Regions from separate parts of the Homo sapiens genome. Here region 2 is linked to region 1. A link is an interaction called in ENCODE POLR2A ChIA-PET data of the cell type or tissue named here. Cell type or tissue: Panc1. All regions are shown on one strand. Links, peaks and the distances in the headings refer to the core of each region. The heading gives the core; the rest is flanking DNA.

Region 1 (7,662 bases), core at 2,355-6,354:
TGTCTGGATGTGGTCCATATACTTTCCTTGATGAATTGCCCTGGCCAGAACCTCCAGTACAATGTTAAATAGATGTATTGTCAGGGAGCATCATGGTCCTTTTCCTTGATCCTAGAGGGGAAGCTTTCAATCATTTATTATTAACTGTGATGCTAATTGAATGTTTCTTTAGAAATACTCTTTATCAGGTTGAAGAAGTTTCTTTACAGCCTTAGTTTGTTGAGTGTTTAGTTATGAAAATTTTATTTTTTCTGTGTCTACTGAGGTGATAAATGTATTTTGTTGCTTGTTATGTTAACATGATGTATTACACTGATTGATACTCATGTGGTACACCAACCTTGCATTCCTGGATTAAATCTTACTTAATCATGGTCTATACATCTATTTGATGTGTTGCTAGATTCAGTTTGCTGGTGTTTTATTGAGGATTTTTATCAATATTCATAAGGAATATTTATCTATAGATCTTTTCTTATAATATTTTTTCTAGTTTTGGTATCAGGGAAATATTTGTCTCATAGAATGAGCTGGGAAGTGCTTTGTTTTCTTCCACTTTTTTGGAAGAGTTTGTGAGTATGTACTGTTAGTTCTTCACTAAATGTCTGGTATAATTCACCAGTAAAGCCACAGAGGTATGGCATATTTTGGGGAAAGGTTTAAAATAATAAGTTCAATCTCTTTTCTTGTGACAATTCTATTCTGAGGATTTTTTGTGTAAGTTTTGATGTTGTATATCTTTCAAATAATTTGTCTATTTTTTCTAGATTATTCATTTTTTCTTGGCATACACTTGTTAGTAGACGTTTCTTATCATTCTTTTTATATTGACAAGTTCTATAGTAATGTCTTCTATCTCACCCTGTATAATATTAATTCAAGTATTTTCTCTTTTTTCTTAGTTAATTTCTTAGTCATTGTGGGCGGCTCATAAATAGCAAAGATTTATCTCTCACAGTTTTAGAGGCTGGAAGTTAAAGACTAGGATGTCAGCTGGGTTGGGTTCTGGTGAGGGCCCTCTTCTGGGTTGCAGATTGCTGTCTTCTCATTGTTTCTTCACATAGTGGAAAAAGGACAAGATTTTTTAAGATTCCTTTTTTATAAGGGCTCTAATGCCATTCATGAAGGCTCCACCCTCATGACATAATTACCTTTCAAATACTTCATCTCCTCATACTACCACTTTGAGGGGTAGAATTCTAGCATATGATTTTGGGAGTGTGGGGCACAACTATTCATTCCAATGCAGTCAATCTAGCTATAGGTTGTCAATTTTATTGATCTTATCACAAAGAAATAACTTTCAGTTTTGTTGATTTTCTCTTTTGATTTTATAGTCTTTATTTCATTTAGTTCTACTATAATTTTAATATTTTCTTTCCTAGCTTTTGTTTAGCTTAATATTTTTTCTAGTTTCTTAAGGTAGAAGGTTAGGTTATTGATATTTTTAATCTTATTTTTTAATATAGGCATTTACAGCTATAAATTTCCCTATAAGCCCTGCTTTACTTGTATTCCGTAAGAGTTGATGTAGTTTTGAATTCATGTACCTCAGAGTACTGATTGGCCTTGTAATTTCTTCTTTAATCTCTTGTTTATTTAGGAGTATGTTGTTTAATTTTTAAATATTTGTGACCTTCTCCTTCTTTTATTACTGATTTCAAATTACATTCCATTGTGGTGAAAGAACAAATTTACATGATTTTAATACTTTTAACTTAAAAATAGTTTTGTTTCATCATTGTTTTATAATTTATAATCTTATAGTCAATTCTGGAAAATGTTTCATGCGCACTTTAGGTGAATGTGTATTCTTCTGTCATTGAATGGAGAGTACTATACATACGTTTCAGGTCTAATTAGTTTATATTATCTTTAAGTCTTCTATTTCCTGGCAGATCTGCTGTTTAAATGTTCTATATATTATTGAAAGATGGATATTGAAATTGGTAATTTATTGTCAAGTTGTTTCTTCTTGCTTTCAATTCTATTATTTTTTTCTATATGTATTTTAGGGCTCTGTTGTTAGGTGCATATATGTTTTTAATTTTTATATCTTCTTGATGAATTGACCATTTTCTATTATAAAATACTCTTCTGCAGTAACAATTTTTACTTTAAAGTATTTTGTTGGATATTGGCATGACCACTTCGGCTCTCCTTTTTCGACTGCTTGCCTGTTCTATCATTTTTTATCATTTCTTTACAACAACTGTCTTTCCATCTAATGTCTGCATCTTACAGACAGCATAGATCACTTTTTAAAATCTATTCTGCCAATCTTTGACTTTTTACTGGACTATTAATTCATTTACATTTAATGTAATTACTCTTAATATAGCACTCACATCTACCATTTCGCTATTTGTTTTCTAAAAATCTTATGGCTTATGCTTTCTGCTATTTCTCTATTACTGCCTTCTTTTTAAATTAAATCATTTTTCAAATATACTATGTTAATTCTCTTGTCATTTTTTAATATTTAGAAAAGTTTCCTTAGTTGTTTACCTGAAGATCACAATTAATATCTTAAATTATGACAAGCTAGTCAGGATTAACACTAATTTAGTTTCAATAATAAAATAAGTTTTACTACTGTAAGCTTCTTCTCTGACTTCTCTTTTGAGCTATTGTCAAATTACATCTTTATGCATGCATGTCAAACAGATTAATAATTAGTTTTATGTAGTTGTCTTATAAATCATACAGAAGAATAATAGTTACACTAGTTGCAAACAAGAATGCATTTATACTGTCCTTTATATTTACCTATTTAATTATATTTACCTGTGCTCTTTATTTACTGCATTTAGTTTTGTGGATTAGAATTACTAACTAGTGTCTTGTCATTCCAACCTAGAGAACTACCTTCAGTTTTTTGTTTGTTTGTTTGTTGTTGTTGTTGTTGTGGAGACAGGGTCTCACTCTGTTGCCCAGGCTGGAATGCAGTGATGCAATCTCAGCTCACTGCAGCCTCGACCTCCTGGGCTTAAGTGATCCTCTCATCTCAGCCTCCTGAGTAGCTGGGACTAAAGTGGTGTGCCGCCACACCTCACTAATTTTTTAAAAAGTTTTTGTAGAGACAAGGGTTTGCCATGTTGCTAAGGCTGGTATCAAAGTACTAGGGTCAAGCACTCCTCCCTCCTTAGTCTCCCAAAGTGCTGGGATTACAGGCATGAGCCACTGCACTCAGCCTTTATTATTTCTTATAAGGCAGATCTTCTAGTGACAAATTATTTTAGTTGTTTTTCTGAGAAATCTCAACTTCTCTTTTAATTTTGAAGGGTAGCTTTTGATGGATACAGAATTCTTGGTTGAAAGTATCTTCTTTCTGCTCTTTGATTATGTCTCCATCTTGTTTTCCAGCCTCTTTGCATCTGAAAATAAGTCATTTCTAAATTTTGTTTAGATTTTTTTCATTCATAATGGATCATTTTTCTCATGCTGTTTTGAAGATTCTCTATTAGTTTTGGCTTTCAACAATTTGATTATAATGTTTCTATGCATAGATGTATGCATTTATTTATAATCTTTTTAGCTTTTTGGATGTGTAATTTTTTAACTATATTTGTTACTTTTGGGGTCGCTGTGTCTTTAAATATTCTTTCTTTCCCTTTCTCTTCTTTATTTCTTGGAATTCCATTTTGTGTATAATGCTGTGCTTATTAATGTTCCATAGGTTTCTGTGGATAGTTCCATTTTTCTTCATTCATTTTTCCTTCTGCTCCTTACACTGGATAATCTCAGTTGATTTATATGCTAGCTTGCTAATTTCTTTTATATGCCTGCTCAAACCTCCTGTTGATTTTTTTTATTTTAGCTAATGCAATTTTAAACTATAGAATTTGTATTTGGTTTTTAAATATAACTTCTATTTCTTTATTGATTGTCTTTATTTGGTGAAATAGTCTCATATTTTAATTATAGATGTGATTGTGTTTAGGTCTTTGTGAATTGTACTAGCTTCCTAGGATTGCTTAATAAACTACCACACTCTAAATAGCTCAAAACAATAGAAACTTATTATCTCACAGTTCTGGGAGCTAAAATTCCAAAATCAAGGTGTCATCAGGGTGATGCTCCCCTTGAAGGCTCTAGAGGAATTTATATTCCATGCCTGTCTTCCAACTTCTTGTGGTTGTTGACAATCCTTTTCATTCCTTGGCTTGTAATTGTATGCCTCTGCCTTTACTCTTGTGTTCATTTGGTGCTCTCTCTATATGTATCTGTGCCTAAATTTCCCTCTGCTTATAAGAAAACCAGTCATATTGGATTAGGAACCACTTTAGTCCAGTATGATCTAATTTTAACTAATTATATAGTTAAAGGCCCTATTTTAACATAAGCTCACATTCTGAGTTTATGAGTGGGCATGGATTTGGGGGTCTTCAACCCAGTTTAAGCATGTATATAATAGTTGACTTAAAGTGTTTTTTGAAAATGGAAATTTTTAATAATATAATGTGTAAACACTGGACATCAGATACTCTCCCTTTCTGGTGTTTGTTGCTGCCACTGCTTGTTTCTCTTGCTGTTTCTTATTAATTAATTTTCCGAACCAGTTCTATAAAGTCTCTGTTCTTTGTCACACGTATCACTGAAGTCTCTGCTTGCTTAGCTTTGTGGTCACCTAATGATTCAAAAGACATTTCCGTAAATGCCTGGAAGCAATCAGTCTTCTAGCCTTCGCTGATGGGTTCTGCATATGAGTTCAGGCATGCCTTCAGGACTCCACCAGGCACTTGGTAATTCTGCCTTATCCTTCACTTTTTGCTTGAGCAGCGCCGAAAGGTGAGCCAGAGGTGAGAGCTTATGGCCATTTCAGATGATTTCTGAGCACGTCCACAGCTGTATGCATATATGTGACTTTCTATTTTCCTAACTACTTTCAATACATGCCCTGCAGAAAGACCGTTGCTCTGAGTAAGCTCTGAGTCAGGTCAAATAAAGGCAAGCCTTGTGAGTAGGGTCTTCCAGGAACCATCAGACAATTAAAATAGTGACGATCCTATTGGAATTGGGTTTTGATGAAGCCCCAAACTTGTTTTGGCCCCCAGTGGCTGGCAGGCTGCTGGTTTTCCTACTACTGTGTGCGAGTTTTAGGGCTGTCATCCCCGGTGGGGGTGGAAATGAGGAGAAAAGAAAAGCAATGTTAACACTCAATAAAATGTGCTGCTCTTACCAAGATTAAACTAGTTTTTTTGAATAAACCTGCTGAATTGTTACAAGCCTTTGGTTAATTTCCCAAGTCCTGAAAGGATTGATTCTGCTCATTTTTGAAAGCATTCTCATTGTTTTTATAGATTGGAAAAACTTCAGAGATCCTTACTCTGTCGTTTCCCCTGACATCCCATTACCATATCTTTTCAGACTAACAAATATTTTCTTTATTTTGTTTTTATCATAATCAGAGAAAACAACAAGTCTTAAAATGTGAAGTATTTAATTATTTGGCTAAGCAACATGCATATCATTCTGGAAACATGGTAAAGAAGCAGGCTCCATTCTTGATCCTGGGAAAGCTGCATTCTTGGCAGTCACTGACATTATACTATTGAGGACAGGCAGGGCAAGCCACCACTAGTTTCATTGTAAAGGCACAATTTATCCCCCAGGAATACCAGGCAAATAAGAGTGGCCTATTCTCTTCTATTTCCAGAAATCACTTAAGCCAACGTGACTTGGATTTATTATTTCTCACAAGAGATTTCTCTTTATATCTTTGAATTCATTGCTAGTGTACTTCACTATGAGATTTCGAATTTCTATTTTGTTAGTCTTTTATTTTGATGGATTAGAATAGACTATATTGTTCAAACAACCTTGTAGCTAAGATCCATTTAAAGTGAAAACAAATGTATAATAAAATGTCATGGTTTACTCTAAAAAATATATTTAAAATTACAATACAAATTGTGAATATAGGGAAGAAAGTTTATAAAAAAATTTTTCTTGAACACTTACTATCATGGCCCAAATACTGTGTCCACATTTTATGCATATATTATATATTCCTCACAACAATTTTTTGAAGACGTTAATAGAATTCCTAGTTTACTAATTAGGAAATGGAGATCTTAAATAAGATTCCCAAAGTTATACAGCTAGCTGTGGACAGACTGAAACTTCAAAAGTCACGTTGTTCATTTCATTTTTTATTAATAAGGCTTTGGTTTTGAAAATAATCTTAATAATAAATGCATCTCCTGACTGTCTGAATTTTCACGAAGTTTAAAATATTTTAAGGGATTTCTCTAATTAAGAGTATGTAGATAATGTTTTTTGAGCTTCCTTGCTTAGATAACAGCCAGAGGCAAAATCTTTGTTCTCAGTGTCATGTAACTAAATTCAATAAAGAATTCATTATTAGGAAAACATAAATCAAAAATGAGATTTGGTATTGACTAGAGTTTGAAAGAAATAATAAGCTGATAGGCATTTTCATAAAAATATAGCAGGTTCATAATAAATGCCTAAAGTGCTTATTGTCTTAATGTATTCATTTTTTAGCCATTTAAATTACATTTTACAGTTCCAAAAGTGGCTAATCAAGTAATAAAGATAATGTTCAAAACTACAAAGATCTTCTTGGCGTATTCTCAGCCAAGAGAGTATTGGCATATTTTCGCAGATAGCACATAACACTTTTTCATGAGTCACTGTCTTAAAATAATTTTCTTCCTAGTGTTATAATACTTCCTTATAGGAATTTTGATTCTGCAAATAAATTTTACATCAATTGATATTTGCAACATTATTTTAATATTAAATAAAATTATATTTTAGTTTTGTTTAATAAAACAACATCAAGATTTGCAACAAGTACTATTACCACTTTCTCACAAACTAATTATAATACCTATTTGGTTGCCATGTGGTTTAGGCACTCATCTCAGAGAGTCAGTTGTGTATAGGGTAGTGATTCTGCCATGGTACCTGTCTTCATTATTTTCAGCGAGATCCGTAAACTCTTTGTGACTGAGTCTCACCTGTTGAACTAACCAGTAACTGTTGCTCTGGTCCACTGAAAAACTAAGAGTCATTTGTATCACGTTCTAATCGCCTTCATCACAAGGGCTATCTTTCCTGCTTTGAAACTTAAATGTTCATCATCAAGCAGTTTCTTGTGTGAGGTACCTACCTTGATAACTACGTTAAACATTTCCCTATTTTTTTCAGTCCTTTAAAGATTCTGCATATTTACTGGGTGTAAGATAATTTTCTCAGCATGAAAAGAAGAATGTGAAATGGTTGAGGTTTAAATACCCATAAGAGAAGAGGAGATAAGAGACTAGTTACTGTCTTAAGCTTATACTTGAATTTCAAGTAGATACTTGCAAAATCTGGGGACTATTGAAAAGCTACTATTAATAATAAGAGAAAATGCCCCCATATAGGGACAAAAATACTCCAAGTGAAGTAGCCATCTGAATGGGACTCAGTTGGGGGAGAAAATGCTTTTTACAACAAATTAAATTCTACTTCGATCTTCGCACAAATTTGTAGTCCAAATTAATATTATAAAAGAATTGTGAAAATCCCAAGTTAATACATGAAGAAGAGACATATTTTGGGAAGTTGAAATATTAGTGGCTTCAGCCAAAGACAATGCAAAAAAGCATTTTGTATGTGTTCCACTTCAGGCATGGCCAAAGATGCTCC
Region 2 (7,662 bases), core at 1,363-5,362, 590 kb before region 1:
CAATATGACTGACGTCCTTAGAAAAAGGGCAAATTCAGACACAGAGACAGACATGCACACACCCACAGGGAACAGGCAGAGTTCAGAGTGATGCTTCCCCAGGCCAAGGAATGAAACAGATCATCAACAAACCATGAGAAGCCAGGAGAGAGCTATGAACAGATTCTCCTGCACACCCTCGGGAAGAGCCAACCCTGCTGACACCTTGATCTTGGACTTCCAGCCTCCGGAACTGTGAGACAATAAACTTCGGTTCTTCTAAGACATTCAGTTTGTGGTACTACATGAAAGCAGCCCCAGAAAACTAAGACACCCGCCCCTCCTTTCCCTTCCGTTCCTTTTAGTTAGGATGACCTAAGAAGAAAATGCTCTCACAAATACAAGTTCTCTGAAAGGATGATCTTTACTGGCAGTCATTTCTTGAGATCCCTGTGAGTTATTGAGATAACACTAGTTCCTTGGAGATTTTGTGTGTTGAACACATACCTGTTTATACCATTAGGTGTTGAACGGCATTGGGGTTCAAACTTTGGATGGACTCTTTCAGAGACATGAATTTGTTTAGTGCTTAGATATAGTGAGAGCTTTTCCAGAAGATGCAGGCATAGGAAACACAGACCTGAAAGGGATGTGACAGTCCTGACTCTTATGTATTTATTTATTTATTTATTTTGAGATGGAGTCTCCCTCTGTCACCCAGTCTGGAGTGCAGTGGCATGATCTCAGCTCACTGCAACCTCCTCCTCCTGGGTTCAAGTGATTCTCCTGCCTCAGCCTCCTGAGTAGCTGGGATTAGAGGCACTTGCCATCAAACCCAGATAATTTTTGTATTTTTGGTAGAGACAGGGTTTCATCATATTGGCCAGGCTGGTCTCGAACTCCTGACCCCAAGTGATCTGACGCCTTGGCCTCCCAGAATGCTGGGATTACAGACATGAGCCACCACACCCTGCCGACAGTCCTTACTCTTAATCCAGATAAGTCTGAGGCTCAACTCCCACCTTCAAGCGTCTTAACCATTGACTCTCCATCCTGAAGAATTCTTCAAAAGAAGCTGAAACCTCCCTGAGAAGTTCAATTTTATTTTCAGAGAATACTGGCCATTATAGAAGGTCCTTCCTTGTATTAGCCAGAAAATCTATTTGTGCACAGCCTGAGCTATTCCTCCCAGTTCTGTTTTGTGGCCCCAGAACAAGCAGGGTTCATCGTTGTCATGGCAAATTGCTGGCTATCTGAAGTTAGGTATCAGGTGCCTCTAAACTTCTCTTTCTGAGATCAAAGACTTAGACTTTCTTTAGTCATCTTGTGCCATACACTCCCTTGTCCTCTCTTTAGTTCTGTTTTTCTCTGAACAGGTCCCAGAGCCAGGGTTCTGATTCGATTGTCTGCTCAGAAATGAACATGATCTTTGGTTGGCTGTCTGAGTGGCACTCAGTGGCCCAGACATCTCCTGTCTTGTTCTGCTTCCATATTTCCATTAATCTAACTCTGGCTTATATCGAGTGTTTTGGTGTACGTATCTCAAAGCTGACTTAAACTGAATTTGGAATGATTGCAGTCTAACCCAGACAGATACGACTGTTAAAACTACTGAACAGAGGCACTCTGGCTGGAGTCCGAGAGGCAAGCCTCATGGCACAGGCGGCAATGCCAGCTGCTTGCATGCGACAATAGCAACTTCCTCACTTAATCCTCAGCCTCCAAGCTCTATTCCTACCTAACGGCCCAAACAGGCTGGGAGAGGGTGGTCAGATAGAACTTTCTGCGTGAATGGAAATTTTCCCTATCTGTGCTTTCCCATATGGGAGCCACTTGCCACATATGTCTCTGGGACACTAGAAATGAGAAAAATGTGACCGAGACAGTAAAACTTTAAAATCTTTAAAAAATTGTTTTCAATAGCCATCGGTGGTTAGTTGTTAGTGTGTTGGGCAGCGCAGGTATATAAAGCCACTCCATCACCAAAACAGAAGTAGGGGTGGTAGGAATGTTGGAGAAAGACGGGGGGAGAGAGAGAGAGGAAGAGAGAGAGAGAGAGACAGACAGACAATAAGAGAAAAAGAGAAAGAAAAATCAAGTGTTTCTGAGATAATCGGTTGCAGGGCAACTTGTAGAACAAACATTGGAAGAGAAAGAATCTTTCACTCTCCAGTATTATACAGATCTTACTGGCAAATTAGGAAAAGCATCCATGTAAATATTCAAGTAGAATTGGTAAGAAAAATGAGCTCCTGGCCAGGCACAGTGGCTCTTGCCTGTAACCCCGGTATTTTCGGAGGCCATGGCAAGTGGATCACTTGAGGTCAGGAGTTTGAGACCAGCCTGGCTAACATGATGAAATCCCATCCCTACTAAAAATTAAAAAAAAAAAATTAGCTGGCGTGATTGTGCATGCCTGTACTTCCAGCTACTCAGAAGGCTCAGGTGGGAGAATCGCCTGAACCTGGAAGGTGGAGGTTGCAGTGAGCCGAGATTGTACTACTGCACCCCAGCCTGGGCAACAGAGCAAGACTCTGTCTCAAAAAAGAAGGAAAGAAAAAGAGAGAGAGAAAGAGAGAGAGAAAGAAAGAGAGAAACAGAGAAATAGAAAGAAAGAAAAAAGAGAGCAAGAAAGAAATAGAGAAATAGAAAGAGAGAGAAGAAAGAAAGAAAGAAAAAGAAAGAAAAAAAGAAAGAAAGAAAGAAAGAAAGAAAGAAAGAAAGAAAGAAAGAAAGAAAGAAAGAAAGAAAGAGAAAGAAAGAGGAAAAGGAAAGGAAAGGTGGGGGGAGGGGAGGGGAGGGGACAGAAGGGAAGGGAAGGGAAGGGACTCCTAAAATGAGAAAGAAGCTGGAGCTCCCTTCTGATTAAAACACCTGCCCCAGGGCAGAAGCTGTGGCCACCTTGATGCAGGCTGCACCCAGCAAAAGACACCCAGGGGCCTGGAGACAGAGCTGAGCAGTTGGAGGCTTTTGGAGGAACAGGCAGGTGTGTTCCCCTTCCTTGACCTATTTAGGAGACTCCCCTTCCTCTAATGAGGAGAAGGACTAAGGGGAAAGTGTATCTAGGCAGGACTCACTATTTGCCTGGCACTGGGCTGGCTGCTTACAAAGATTCTTCATTTCTATCCTGGAGTAATCGATTATCCCCAATTCACAGATATTGGAATTATTTATCCAAAAGATGAAGAAACAGTGATAACACAACAATAATAATAATTAACATTTAACTATAATTGAATGTATATTATGTGACACACACTAAACACTTCACACCCATATTTATTTTTCACAGAGATATTTTCATTAAGCAGTATTATAATTTTACAGATGAGAATAAGTGGAAACTAATTGTCTCATGGCATGTACATATTACATAGCAGAACCTCAATTTTAACTCAGATTTATTTAACTCTAAACTTAAATTGCATATACGTGTGTGTGTATATATATATATATATATATATATATATATATATATATACGATGCTATCTATAATGTCCATAATATCGGCCTTAATATATCATATATTACATGTATGCATAGAACCACATGTGTATGTATAAATATATACATTTACATATATATTATATGTCTTTAACTGGGGAAAGTTTTTTGGTTGGCAATAATGTTTTCTAAAAGAGAAGCCATCTTTCTGTATAAAAATGTGATGATCAGTAAAATCATGTCCGAGACCTTGAACAGGGTCTGAGCACAGCTGTAGAAAGTGTATTATGTACGTGTACGTGCAGTACTGTACCACATAGCACAGTTTGAGTCCAAGAGGGACGGCATATACAAGAGTGGTTCCATATGATTCTAATACTGTATTTTTACTGTACCTTTTCTATGTCTAGATATGTTTAGACACACACATCCTCACCATTGAGTGACAGTTGCCTGCTGTATTCACTACAGTTGCATGCTGTGCAGGTTTGTAGCCAGGGACAAGAGCCCAGGTAAGGCTGTTGTAGGCTCCTTCTATGGTGTTCCCACAGCAATGAAATCACCTAATGACACATTTTGCAGAACTCATCTCTCCTATCTCTGTTGTCAAGCAATGCATGATGGTATATATTTTTTTCGTTCAGAAATTGGTCGCTAATTAACACATTTTTTTTTTCTTACCAAACTTGAACTCCATAAGATAAAATAGAAAGATGTTTTTCACTTGGTCAGCATCCATTCTTCCATGTTTAACTCTTTTTTTTTTTTTCTTTTGAGATGGAGTCTCACTCTATCACTCAGGCTGTTTAGTGGTGCGATATCGGCTCACTGCAACCTCTGCTTCCTAGATTCAAGTGATTCTCCTGCCTCAGCCTCCCAAGTAGCTGGGATTACAGGGGCCCACCACCATGCCTGGTTAATTTTTAGTAGAGACGAGGTTTTACCATGTTGGCCAGGCTGGTCCCGATCTCCAATGTTTAACTTCTTATTCAGTCTTTGAACTTCCTCTCCAGACAATGGCTATAGCTGACAGTCATCCAGTATGTCACTGCTGGAGTACCGGAATATCAGTGGATGTTCTTGTTTTGCTACTTTAAGTGAGGTCTTAAATACCAAGCCTCAGAATCAGAGATGAAGGAAATTTTAGAGACTCGACCTAATTCCATAATTTAGAGACGAGGAGGCTGAAGTCCTTTAGTGTGAAATGATTTACTAGACCTCAATAGCTCATATGGTGAGGGTAGGATTTTATGATATAATTAATTTTCTAGCTGTTGGTGCAGATTCTTATATAATTTATGGTTGATTTTCATTTCCTGGTACAATTTTATTTTCTTCCTCTGTACAAAAAAAATTTAAAGAAAAATACTTTGTGGATAATAATAATACAATTTTTGTAAAAACAGGAAACTTAAATGTGACACTCTTTGCAAGGATGGAGTAAACAGGAAGTGAATAAAGTGAGTTGCAATTTGAATTACAAAAATCTCTCATCTTTGGTCACTAATGTACAGTTCAGAGCCAACATTCTTCGCTACCAATGAAAAGCTGTAATAATCATGGTGAACATAGCCTCTGTGATTTGTTGAGCACTTATTCTGTGAACATCTGTGCATCTGTTTGCTAGGCTGTTGTAACAAGGCACCAGAGATTGGGCGACTGAAACAACAGAAATCTATTTCCTGACAATGCTAGAAGCTGGAAGTCTGAGATCGAGGTGTCGGCAGGGTTGTGTCCTCCTGAGGCCTCTCTCCTTGGCTTACAGACAGCCATACTCTCCCTATATCTTCGGGTCATCTTCCCTCCACGTGTGTCTGATATCCTGATCTCTTCTTCTTACTAGGATACCAGCCATGTTGCATTAAGGCCCACCCCATCGCCCTGATTTTACCTTAATTACCTCTTTAAAGACGGTATCTCCAAATACAGTCACTTTGTGAGGTCCTGATGACCTCCTTCAACCCAGGAATTTGGGGAGGACACAGTTCAACCCATAATAGGCTATATATATCTAGCATGTATAATTTTTATGATAGAGCAGGGAGAAATGTAATGTCCTCATTTTACAGAAATATGAATTCAGAGAGATTAGTGACATGCTCAAGAGCAAACATTCTTTTGAATGAAGTGAGGTTTATGTATTATATTGTCACCCTTAGGTTTCCAAATCCTTACTTTTTCCACTATATCTGCAACACCACCTTTCTGACTGGAAAGAAAAGAGGCAGGGATTATATCACAGTGGCTTAGGCCTGTAATCCCAGAACTAGGAGGCTGAGATGGGTGGATCACCTGAGGCCAGGAGTTCGAGACCAGCCTGACCAACATAGTGAAACCCTGTCTCTACTAAAAACACAAAATTAGCCAGGTATGCATGCCTGTAATCCCAGCTACTTGGGAGGCTGAGGTAGGAGGATCACTTGAACCCGGGAGGCGGAGGTTGCAGTGAGCCGAGATTGCACCACTGCACTCCAGCCTGGGCAACAAGAGTGAAACTCCATCTGAAAAAGAAGAAAAAAAAAAAGGAGTGCTCTCAGTGGACTTTATCTGATCCTTTTAAGTGAGAACCATCATTTAAGGGATGTTCCCATACTCCCCACAACCTCAGGAGCAGATACCCCTCTAGTTAGAAGTAGAACTCTGGAAACTTTGTATGTATTTTAGTTTTCCAAATACATGTGTTTGGAGTTAGTAGTAAACCCTTGCAGTGTGTGTGGTGAGTGTGTTTGTGTTGGTGGGTGTATAGTGTTGTCTGTGTGAGTCTCCCTGCAAATCAGTGGCTGTGTGGATAAGTCAAAGCGGTCTCCTCCCTCATGCCGTGGGAGAGGCAACTAATGACCTCATGACGACTTCCAATCCTGTTTTGTGTCAAAGCCTTTAGGATCTAGCCAGTGACTGCTACATAGAAGGCAGTCTAGAGATTTGGCCAGAATCGCAGCAAAACCCAGGCCAAGAGTGTGGAGAGGGAGCAAGCCCACTCGAGCTGTGGCCCTGCCTTGCTTATGAAGTGACCTCAGATCACTGCTGCTCTCTGGTCCTCCACTTCCTAATGTGTAATTAAGGAAGTCACACAGTGCAACCTCTATCTTTAAGATCTAAAAAATTTGAGTTTTCTTGTGATGAACAGCATTCCAATCCCACTTACACAGAAAAAAAAAAAAAAAGCTCTGGCTTTAAAAATAAAACATCCAAAAAATTAAGACTAGAAAGATGATATTTAAGAGTAGTATTTTATTACTTTGAAAACATCTGGTATGAATTTGAAATTTCATTTTAAAATTTTTAATAGATTCCTCATTCTGTTTCTAGAAAATAGGTTAAAGTGAGTTGTTATGAAACCATGTTTCTAATTTTTATTTCAGATTCTATATTTCAACTAAAGCTCGCACTTGGGTGAAATCTTTCAACATATCTTTTGTTTAAGAAAAGTCAGAACAAGAATTTCCAAGGTACTGCTTATTTATTATAGAAAACTTAGAAAATATAGAGAAATGTACAGAAGAAAACAAATTCTCTCAAAATCTCAATTCATAGAGATACATACAAGGCATTTTTTAATGTATGTAATTTGTAATTTGTGTGTGTATGTGTGTAACAGGGTCTCATTCTGTCCCCCAAGCTGTAGTGCGGTGACGTGATCACGACTCACTGCAGCCTTGACCTCCTGGGCTTAGGTGATCCTCCCATCTCAGCCTCCTGAATAGCTGCAACTACAGGCATGAGCCACCATGCCAGGTTAATTTTGTATTTTTTGTAGAGATGGGGTTTCGTTATGTTGTCCACGCTGGTCTCGAACTCCTGGGCTCAAGTCATCCATCCACCTTGGCCTCCCAAGTTACAGGGATTACAGGCATGAGCCTCTGTGCCTAGCCATGATGTATGTAATTTGTAAGGTGAGATAACTGTCTTGTTGTTTTGCTTTGTCATCTATGTTTATATTGTTCTCTGTAAATCCTCCACTGGAAAAGTTTTTCCATCCAGACCTGAGTCTCATGAGCTACGGCTAAGATGTAATCACTCCCAAAGAAACATGCACTCTCAACAACATTTTTGACATACTTGATTGTTTACCATTGCTTTGCATGGAGGGGAATGAAATGGACCTTTTAGAATCAACTTGCCCAACAGTGGATCTAGGCCAGGCTGAGAAGAGGGTGCCAAGGCTGACATTTGAGTCTAGACAATGATGTCTCTCAAAATGCATTTTGCCCTGTGATTTTCCCCCAGCTCCTTAGTTT

The links. ChIA-PET counts read pairs that join two places held together with the same protein. Peaks named below come from ENCODE experiments on the same cell type or tissue, not always from the same donor. Only the 100,000 strongest peaks of a DNase experiment are listed, where the experiment ranks them.
Region 2: POLR2A ChIA-PET joins it to region 1 with 5 read pairs; 1 of 35 experiments calls an interaction of 5 or more read pairs at or near these places.

What each region holds. Positions count from the first base shown.
Region 1 is chr10:4,666,858-4,674,519 of GRCh38, forward strand. All of the region lies in intron 1 of MANCR (mitotically associated long non coding RNA), which reads right to left. It overlaps LOC105376373 (a long non-coding RNA gene), which reads left to right and starts at 4,674. Exons shown (of 4, transcript XR_001747338.2): 1 at 4,674-4,802. In Panc1, for the core only: no CTCF peak of the experiment used is centred there; a DNase peak (open chromatin) is centred at 4,804; H3K4me3 peaks cover 608 bases; H3K27ac peaks cover 4,000 bases.
Region 2 is chr10:4,075,503-4,083,164 of GRCh38, forward strand. It overlaps LOC107984195 (a long non-coding RNA gene), which reads left to right. Exons shown (of 10, transcript NR_176060.1): 5 at 3,835-3,936; 6 at 4,831-4,884; 7 at 6,787-6,873; 8 at 7,182-7,317. Among named protein-coding and RNA genes, the nearest start is that of MIR6078, 88 kb to the left of the region's middle. In Panc1, for the core only: no CTCF peak of the experiment used is centred there; no DNase peak of the experiment used is centred there; H3K27ac peaks cover 2,340 bases.